Regions from separate parts of the Homo sapiens genome. Here region 2 is linked to region 1. The links are chromatin loops, found by intact Hi-C in ENCODE. Cell type or tissue: CD4-positive, alpha-beta T cell. All regions are shown on one strand. Links, peaks and the distances in the headings refer to the core of each region. The heading gives the core; the rest is flanking DNA.

Evidence for each region. Hi-C counts contacts between places; a loop is a spot of excess contacts. Peaks named below come from ENCODE experiments on the same cell type or tissue, not always from the same donor. Only the 100,000 strongest peaks of a DNase experiment are listed, where the experiment ranks them.
Region 2: it touches region 1 in a loop (3-fold over the local background); 19 of 110 quality-filtered maps call a loop at or near these places.

The regions. Positions count from the first base shown.
Region 1 is chr17:31,362,135-31,367,525 of GRCh38, reverse strand. The region is part of intron 57 of NF1 (neurofibromin 1); the gene reads right to left. Among named protein-coding and RNA genes, the nearest start is that of RAB11FIP4, 27 kb to the left of the region's middle. In CD4-positive, alpha-beta T cell, for the core only: no CTCF peak of the experiment used is centred there; no DNase peak of the experiment used is centred there.
Region 2 is chr17:31,270,933-31,276,323 of GRCh38, reverse strand. All of the region lies in intron 36 of NF1 (neurofibromin 1), which reads right to left. It overlaps LOC101927057 (a long non-coding RNA gene), which reads left to right and starts at 2,686. Exons shown (of 2, transcript XR_243788.5): 1 at 2,686-2,747; 2 at 3,559-4,311. In CD4-positive, alpha-beta T cell, for the core only: no CTCF peak of the experiment used is centred there; no DNase peak of the experiment used is centred there.

The DNA of each region.
Region 1 (5,391 bases), core at 74-5,073:
GTATGGGATTGCATCTTCATTGTTCTGGGTGGGTATTAGCAGCTCCTTAAACAAGACAGGCCACACACTGGCCGTGCAATTCCTGTTAAGTACCAAGACCTTATAAAGTGGTGGCTTTACAAGTTCCTAAAGTGCCTAAGGCAGACTGAGCTTACAGGGACCGGTGAGTAAAGTCTCATGCTATGTGCCCAGGATGAGTGTGGGGTAAGCAGTATTTTCGTGCAAAGATGATGAAAATAAAGAGTACCTTGATGAGGGAACAGCTGCATGAAAACTGCTGATTTAGAGCAAGGCAGAGAAGCTTTACAAAGAATGGAAGAAAAAAAAGCAAGTAAGTGATGTTCATAAGATTTAAAAAAGGGTGAAATACAATTAGATACTAGATAATTATAATGTTCCTTGGTTTTCAGAAGGAATCTGGTTTTAATTATTGAATTCTGACCATTAATTTCCTAAATATTACAGTTGGTAAATAAATGAGAGAACTTACAACTTTGTAGATGTATTTTTTTACCACTTATATTAAAATTAAGAATTTTAGTTTAAATTAAGAATTAAGCTAAAAATTAGATTTAAAAATTAGCAAGAATTATACCAAGAAATCGCTCAATTTAAAATTATTTTTCTCCCTTAAACATAGGATAATAACAAAGAAAAAGAAAACAAATCAAGAAAAAAAGGTCAGGTAATACCATAAACAATTCTCTAAAACATTAAAATCATTTCAGAGATCTTAAGTGGCCTCAAAATAGAGACTTCTAGGTTTCTTCTAAAAGGGAGATATTTCTTTTCCTTCTTTTAAAAGACGAGGGTCTCATGATGTTGCCCAGGCCAGACTTGAACTCTTGGGCTCAAGCAATCCTCCCACCTCAGCCTCCCTAGTAGCTGGGACCACAAGCATGTGCCACTGTGCCCAGCTAAGAGGGAGATATTTCAAACCTAGTAAACAGAAGTATTACTGACTCAGAGCCAAGTCTAAGTTTAGAGCAATGGTTTAGATGAAATATCCCTCCGTACACAGAGCTATCAGCACTATTGGTTTAGGAATGTTATGATCACTACCTGATCTAGCCAGCTTCTCAGGAAGAAGGTCTACATTACAGAAGCAAAGTGAGAGAATGACTGGTAGGCTTGGACCAAGGCCAGAAATAAAAATGGAAGAAGGGAGTCTAAAGTAACGATGAACTAAGTATGTCTTTGTTCTAAAAAATTCACGCACCAATACTAACAGTAAAATGAGCTGATCAAACAAAAAAAAGTTAAAGCCTTTTTCCTAGTAAAAAAAAATTTTAGGCCAGGTGCGGTGGCTCATGCCTGTAATTCCCAGCACTTTGGGAGGTGGAGGTGGGAGGATCACAAGGTCAGGAGTTCGAGACCAGCATGGCCAATATGGTGAAACCCTGTCTCCACTAAAAATACAAAAATTAGCCAGGCATGGTAGTGGGTGCCTGTAGTGCCAGCTACTCAGCAGGGTGAAGCAGGAGAATTGCTTGAACCTGGGAGGCGGAGGTTGCAGTGAGCTGAGATCGTGCCACTGCACTCCAGCCTGGGTGACAGAGCAAGACTCCATCTCAAAAAAAAAAAAAAAAAAATTAAATAGATCACGAATTTACTTGTTTTGTTTAAAAACATTTTTGAGGTGAAAAATGTGTTATAAAACTTTTGCCATAATTATTACATGATCCTTCCACACAAATGTCCCTTTGAACTATCAGAATACTATATAGTACAAGGTACAACATGACAGGTATCACAATAGAGGTCAAAATAGTTATCTATGTACATTCTACTGCCCGTTCTGATCTGAAATATATTGAAGGCAGGTATCATGCCCTGGCAGCCCCTCTGCTCCCCTGGGGTCTAAGAGCCCCTTGCATATAGTAAACAATACATATATGTAGGATAAATATCTGGAATTTTGGTATTTTCTACAGTGCACTATAGTATTAATCTTGTATTTAAAATAAAAAAAATAGTGCACACTTAGAATTTGTTAAACAACATGGATCGGAAGGAAATAACTTTCAAGGCAAAAACCGTCAAGTCTCTGGTGATCAAGGATTCTAATACATACTTAACATACACCTACAAAACAGGTATTCAAATGTTTATTGAATTAACTTACAACAATTCTCCTCTGAAGAATATCAGAAGACCCTGATAAAGTATATATTAAATTTTAATGCTTTGGAAATGGATCCTATTAATTCATTTTCTTTCTTTCCTTCTTTTTTTTTTTTTTTTTTTGAGATAGGTTCTCAATCCCTGACTGGAGTGCAGTGGCATGATCACAGCTCACCACAGCCTTGACCTCTCCGGCTCAGGTGATTCTCCCACCCCAGCCTCCCAAGTAGCTGGGACTACAAATGCATGCCACTACGCCTGGCTAATTTTTCTATTTTTGTAGAGATGGGATTTCGTCATGTTGCCCAGGCTGGTCTCAAGCAATCCACCTGCCTCGGCCTCCCAAAAGTGTTAGGATTACAGGCGTGAGCCACCGCACTCAGCCTGGGTTTCATTTTCTAGTTCTAATTCTGGTTCTTCAATTCATGTCCAGCTCAGCTAGACTGGACCTAATAAGGATCATAATATCAAACCTGAAATATCCTTATATATCATAAAGTAAATGGATTCTCTTCAAGATGCTCTTATTGGTGTTTGGGAAAATCCTAAGAGCCAAAGTCTTACATCCATTTGCCTAAAGGGTCACAGTCAATGCAATTCTATATGCACTGAATCCCAGGTACAGTCACTGGCTCCACTGATGCCAAATTCAATTTCTACTAGGGAGGGATTCAGAAGACAACCATTTAGGTACTTTTATATGTAGACTTGTAAAACAGTCCCCCTTAGGATGGAGAATTAGGCTATGCTAATTTGTCAAGAAGAATGCATTTTCAGAGACAATTGCTTTATGTAAGTGACTACCACTTCTCCTCAAAGCTGGTAACTAACGAAATACTGCCCAAATGTTTAATTTAAGTAAGACCTAATGCTGGGGCAGGAGGGGGAGGAGGAGAGGTTCATGAATCTCTTATTTTGTTGATTTGCTAGTAGAAAATGTTGGACAAAAGAAAATACAGCTCAGTAGCTGATCCTGCTAAACATCAAAGATCTAGAATGAAGAGTTTTGCATTGACATGAAACATTTATAGCAAAGGATTGAATGCGTGCAGATCAGCAACATTTGCTTTTTGAAATAGGGCAATGGAACCTTTATCTGTTTAAATCTCAGTTGACTAAGTATAGGTTGATGTTGGGTAATTTGATGGTAAATCAAACTTATGCTCCATATCGGGGAATGACAGAGAACTTCTTTCAATACTACTGCTTGAGACTTGGCTGCTGGGAATGGAGATAAGGAAATGTTTTGGTTTCTATACAGCTAAACAGCAAAGTTGAAACGCCAGACTGAGTTAGGAATCTGGACAACTTTCTTTTGGTTTTTTGATATAAGCAAACTCAACGCCATAAAGAAATGAGATGGCTGAGCGCCGTGGCTCAAGCCTGTAATCCCAGCACTTTGGGAGGCTGAGATGGGTGGATCACCTAAGGTCAGGAGTTCGAGACCAGCCTGGTCAACATGGGGAAACCGGGTTTCTACTAAAAATACAATAATTAGCCAGGCGTGGTGGTGTGCACTTGTAATTCCAGCTACTAGGGAGGCTGAGGCAGGGGAATAGCTTGAACCAAGGAGGCAGAGGTTGCAGTGAGCCAAGACTGCGCCACTGCACTCCAGCCTGGGCTACTGAGCGAGACACTGTCTCCAAAGGGGGAAAAAAAAAAAAAATGCTGGGCGCAGTGGCTCACGCCTGTAATCCCAGCACTTTGGGAGGCTGAAGTGGGTGGATCACGAGGTCAGGAGATCGAGATCATCCTGGCTAACACCATAAAACCCCATCTCTACTAAAAATACAAAAAATTAGCCAGGTGTGGTGGTGGGCGCCTGTAGTCCCAGCTACTCGGGAGGCTGAGGCAGAAGAATGGCATGAACCTGGGAGGCAGAGGTTGCAGTGAGTCGAGATCGCACCACTGACTCCAGCCTCGGCGACAGAGCGAGACTCTGTCTCAAAAAAAAAAAAAAAAAAAGAGAGAGATAAGGATATAAGATTACATGGAGCTAAAGATATGAAGCAATATACCTAATTATAAACAAAAGATCAACTCTTACCATTAAGAGTTATTCTGTAAGAGCAAATGACAAAAACTCAGTGATTGGGCATATAAATTGGGATCCTTTTGTGAACATGAGCCTGTAATTTAGAGATACAAATGGGTTTTGTGGGAGAGTAAGGTTACTTTTGAAAAGATAAACCCTTTCTCTGAAAACATGTAGTAAAATAAACTGTCAAACCAATGACACACAATTGAGTGACAGGAAGAGTTGAACACCACAATACCACTTAACTCTATTACTTTTAAACCTCCTCATCTCTTCTGTGTATAGTCAGAGATTTCCAGCCTGAATAAAGGCACCAACTTTGGAGAGCTAATGGAGGTGACACCATTAGTTTGAAACTGGAACCAAAGCCATAAAACCTATTCTGATTTTAATAAACAATTTTAAGTAAAAGGTTGTAGAGTAAGACTGTTTCACCAAAGCAAATGATTTGGCAAATAGCCAATCAACACTGGACATATGCAACTAATCAAATAGCAGAGAAACCTGTAATGGTTCTTTATTCTCATCCAGATTATTTTATTGTCTCCATTAGTGGGCAAAGATAGGCAGAAATTTCCCTACAATTAGACTGGGTAAAAAAAGTCAATAAAAAAACTAACCATTTTTGACATGTTTAACACCAGTTTAGTAGCCCAAAAGGCAAAAGCTTGGTTAAGATGAAGCAGACTTTTAAAAACTTTTCAACTTCTGTTCAGTAACCCAGAAAATAGTCCAACAGAAAAAAAAGAACTGGTGGGCTTAAGGCAAGGCAGACAGAAGTAATGAATTAGCAATAAACAAACAAAAACAAGGAAATAAAGAAGGAGAAGGGAAAGTAGATAGATAATCAAACAGACAACAGCCATGGAAGGCAATGAATGTAGTACAAAAGGGCCTGGCCTTGGTTCTAGATAAGAACTGTATAAAGCAGTTAACCCAGCTCTTCTAAAACTCAGTCTCCCCAATGTACACAATATTGTGAGCCTAAAACTAAATTACCTGTATGGTTCCCTAGCTCCAAAATGCTAAAAGGTTTATCAGCGGGGAAGCAGGAAGGAATTCAGTGGCTGCAGTATCTGTAAAAAAAGTAAATTTTAAGTTTTGCCCTGGCCTTCACAGCTGAAATGCTGATAATGGGCAAGACCAGAAGCAGACCCCAGGGCAGTGCTTCTCCAATTCTAGTGTGTGTAAGAATCGCCTGGGGTATTTATTAACACACTGACTGCTGG
Region 2 (5,391 bases), core at 336-5,335, 91 kb after region 1:
AACTCTTACTTTAGACATCATTAATGATACCAGCCCTCCGACATGGAGAAACAGGAGGTATTTCAATGAATTCCAATACTTATTGTGCCCCTTTTTTTTTTTTTTTTTTTTTTTTGAGATGGAGTCTTGCTCTGTCCCCCAGGCTGGAGTGCAGTGGTGCGATCTCAGCTCACTGCAACCTCCACCTCCTGGATTCAAGCGATGCTCCTGCCTCAGCCTCCCAAGTAGCTGGGACTACAGGCGCATACCACCAAGCCTGGCTAATTTTTTGTATTTTTAGTAGAGATGGGGTTTCACCGTGTTAGCCAGGATGGTCTCCATCTCCTGACCTCGTGATCTGCCCACCTCGGCCTCCCAAAGTGCTGGGATTACAGGCATGAGCCTGTGTCCTATTCTTTATAACTGGCCCTGTGTCCTATTCTTTATAAACACTCACTATATTAGAAGCTAGAGGGAATAGAAGGAATAAGAGGTGGTATCTTACCACAAAAAAAGCCAGAATATGGTGGAAGATTTAGTTTCTTTAGTGAAAATGAGACTCTGATCAAAGTATAAAGTACTAAAATGACTGATTCTGACGTGAAGAATTAGGGAAGGATCGTATAAAAGGTGCTGACATGAGTGGAGCTTGAAGAAACAACACAATTTTGAATGAGGAAAGTACAGTAGTACCCCCTTAACTGTGGGGGATATGTTCCAAGACCCCTCAGGGATACCTGAAACCACAGAATTACAGTATTGAACCCAATATATGCTGTGTTTTTCTCCTATACAGAAATACCTGTGATAAAGTTTAATTATAAATTAGGCACAGTAAGAGATTAAAAACAATAATAAAATAGAAGTTATAGCAATATACTACAATAAAAGCACATGCACATGGCATCTCTCTCAAAATATCTTATTGTACTATACTCGCCCTTCTTGTGATGATGTGATATGACACAATGCCTATGTGATAAGATGAAGTGGGTTGACTAATGCAGCACTGTGACACAGTGCTAGGCTACTATTAACCTCATGATACATCCAACTTATGTTTATTTCTGGAATTTTCCATTGAGTATTTTCAGACCATGGTGGACCATGGGTAACTGAAACTATGGAAAGTGAAACTTAGGATAAGAGGGGGCTATTATTACACTTTGGGCAAGTTGGGGAGGCTGCACAAAGATACAAAGTTGGTGGGTATTTGAAGACCTGAATAATGGCAAATTGACTATTGTTTGTTTGGGAACATTTGAGTACTAAATAGAATTTAAATTTTACTTAATCATCATGAAGAGGCCTGGAGAGCTTAAGATAAATAAGAAAGAGAAGATAATGAGAAATCCAGTGTTGGAGAAACATTTGGCTAGGTGATGATACAATTAACCAAGAGATTATGAGAAGAATATATCTAGATACAAAAATAGGAAGGAGAAAACACTAACTTCTGAATTTTAAACAAGTTGAGACTGAGGTGTTTGAAGCATCAATAAAGAGTTGTGTAAGTGTAGTACTCAAAAGGTCAAGATTAGAAAAATAGAATAAGTCACAGTTTGCTCAAGTTCGAAACATTACTATTACTATTACTATTACTATTACTATTACCAACTATATACCCCCCAAAGAAATCCACAGAATGAGCAAGTGAGCAGAGAGAGGACAATGACAAACTCCTGTAAATTACTGCAGTACTCCGATTCATAATATCTACTCTGGTTGCCAAGTAGTTTTTTTTTGTTTGTTTACTTCTTAGATCTGACCACATTAACCTCCAGTTAAGTGAAGTTATTATATGTACCATATAAATAAGATTTACCAAGCATGGTTCTATTCATGGTTTATTCATTCAGGGGAAAAATGATCTTCACAGCACAGTAAAACAAGTGAGGAACATGTACTGGCTTGTACTTCTGCCATTTATGTTGCAATTTCCTTGTATGTCAACACCATTGTTCACAGTCCTGCAATTTTTAAAGTGTGCTGGCCAATATGATGAAAACATTAGCAGAATACAACCCAATTTCCCTATATGCTAGTTATCATGGAAAACGGCTGACCAAAAGACAAAATTCCTTCAAAAAATTTACTTTATGCACTTCAAGGTGACTGGTTTAATACATTAAAAAACCATACACAAACACACAAAAGTTTGTAAACTCAGTATGAAAAAGTATCACTTTCATATGTAATCCTTTTCTTAAGTTTCATATTAATGAAGTTTAACTTCTTTTCTAAGGTTACTTTATTTACCAAAAATTAAATACCTGAAATGTTGTATTACTGAATTATTTTTTAAACTTCAAAATAACCATGGGTAGAAACTGCCCTATAAACATATGTACAGATGTTCTAAGGAAAACGCAGACACCTTTAATACACTTACTTGGTTTAAAATCATAATAATCACAGCAGGCAAAATAGTAAATTCATCTAGTTAGAGTCAATCCAGTGAAGCAATTCATTAATGTATACATGGTAAGAGGAATAACAAATGCTATTCACTGGATTCTTTAAATTAGCAAGCAGATTTTAGAACTTTATTTGAATTCTTTAATCTCTGCCAAAGTCTATCTGTTTATATGTAGTTGTCTGGAAACACTCAGTTGGATACTTCCAAAGAGCAAATGGCAGGTCAAGTTTAGAACACATGACTTCCTCACTAATTATATTTAAATAGCATGCAGTGAGTGAGAAATCAGATTCCCCATAGACGCTGGAGAAAGACTGAATTCTTACTCTTCAAAGAAAAATATCAAAAGGTAACATTAATTTGAAATGTTCTCAATTACATATTAGAGCCAAATGTAACTTTTAATATATATGTTAGAGTTCTACAGTTAAAATTTGGGCTTTAAGTCACAGACTTAAGTTCTAGCTTGGGTCATTTTTAGATATGCACCCTCAGGTAAGTTATGCCCCTTGTCTGAGCCCATTTGCAAAATGAAGGAGTTGGTTTTGTTCATTTCTAAATCTTAAAACTATGAACTTCTCTAGTTTGTTATTGTTGTTGTTGTTGTTGTTAATGAAGAAAACCTCATCCCAGCACTGGGGAAATGCTTTGGTTTAACCTCTTTAGTCTTTGGGTAAATATTTAGAAGTAATATCCTAATTTGTGACCTAAACTAAAACCTTAAATTGTTGGAATAAAGGTCATGAGAAATCAAGAAAATACCAATATTTATTTCATTATTTCTTTTGTTGCTCTACTGTCCCAAATTGCCTCTCAGTCTTTGCCCCTACCCTACTCTATACTGATCTCAAGCCCCCATATTTATTGCATTGAATGTCTAGAGTTTTATTTTTTTCCTTTTTTAAATAGAAAAATGCCAATTAAGCTCTTTTTCAGTCTTGGGATTGTTTTTGCCTTCAGTTGGTAGCCCTCAATAGAAAATAGGTCTTGTGTCAGCAGATGTTGACAACAAAGAAAGGGAAGCTTTTAATTTGTTCACTAATAGTGAAAAAGCAAACATTTACATAACACAAATGTACTGATAAACACAATTAAGGATATATGCTTGCCTATTTGTGATCCAAGTGTTCAATTAAAATTATATAATTATTGTGAAACAGAGGAGGATGATGTTCAAGCTATCACCGATTGGCCTGCTCTTCATGTTTGTTAACATTCCGGGGACAAACTTCAACATCAACAACCTCAAATTCTATGGCAGTATCCAATCCTGCGTCAAGCCTGAATCCCGGGACCAGACCTAATCCCAGGAAGAGCACCAATCCCAGAATGAACCCCAATCCTGGGATAAGCCCAGATCTCAAAATGACCTCGAGTCCCAAGATGACTCCAAATTCCAAGACAAGTCTGAATAGAGCAGTGACCCCAAAGAGCCACAACTATGAATATGAATACTGTGACAAATGGTAGCACCAATCCTGGGACAAGCCCAAATCTCAAAATGACCTCAAATCCCTAGATGACTCCAAATTCCAAGACAAGTCTGAATACAGCAGTGACCCCAAAGATAGCCACAACTATGAATATGAACACTGTGACAAATGGTAGCACCATACTCAATCCAATGGACAACATTTATTTTCTATGTAATATTTTTGCTGTTTTGTGTATACTTGCACTCAGGCTGAAGTGAACTTCAACTGCCTGCATTCTTATCTCAGTTTCTTATTATTGCTGAATGACAAGCATGCTAGGAAAATATCATTTATTTCAATTTACTATTTAAGAAATTATCATCTTGATTTTTTTTTGCAAATTATAATTGTGTACGTTTAAATATTAACTTAATATGATGTTTTCCTTCCATATGAAAGAAGTATGCACTACCTTATTAAATGCTGAAACAAGCAAAATACCATGTTTGCCTTTTAAATGTTTGCAAAACTGAACCAAAACTCAGATATTTATATTAAAGGTGTAAGAGAAGAAATTATGTAGGTGGGGTGTGTGTGTGTGTGTGGTGTATGTGAGAGAGAGCACACACATGAGAGTGAGAGAGCGAGTGAGCAACAGTGACAGAGAGATGAAGGATAGGGGATAGGGGATAGAGGATGGGGGTGTGGGATAAGGAGTGGTATGGGGGAAGTTGTTTTTGTATTTTATTTTTATTTTTTTGAGACAGAGTTTCACTCCTGTTGCCCAGGCTGGAGTGCAATGGCATGACCTCAGCTCACTGCAACCTCCACCTCCTGGGTTCAAGCAATTCTCCTGCCTCAGCCCCCAGAGTAGCTGGGATTACAGATGCCCACCACCACGCTCGATTAATTTTTTGTATTTTTAGTAGAGGGGTTTCACCATGTTGGCCACGCTGGTCTCAAACTCCTGACTTCAGGGGATCTACCCGCCTTGGCTTCCCAAAGTGCTGAGATTACAGGTGTGAGCCACCATGCCCGGTCTATATTTTATTTTTTATTAAACAGACAAAAAATGCTAATCTGATAAACTAAAGCGCTCTACAAAATAACACATTCATCTGTATTAACATATTTCATGAATGTGTTAATAGTAATATGTCATTTCGCTAAGAAAAGGTGCCAATTCTGCTAACCTTTGTAATGTATAATGATATTGCGCCAATGACAAGATTATCTTATATTGAGTACACTCTTGTCTTATGTTTCAAAAAACCATTTGTAAATCAGATGCCTGGAATCGAGAACTTATTTTCCCCAGAGTAATATATCTCATAACTGTTGGTTAGGTTTTCATGCTCATCTACAAAGATTTACCCAAGCATACAATTATAATAGTAATAAGCATGTAATTAATAGTGCATTTGTTAAGAGCTTTGGCTTAGGTTTGAAACCGAATTCTGATTCTTACTAGTTGTGCTACCATGAATTAAGTACATGACCCAGTGAGATTCCCAAACTTTAGTAATAAATGAAACACTTGGAGTGCCTGTTAAATATATAAATAAGGCCCTGCCCCTG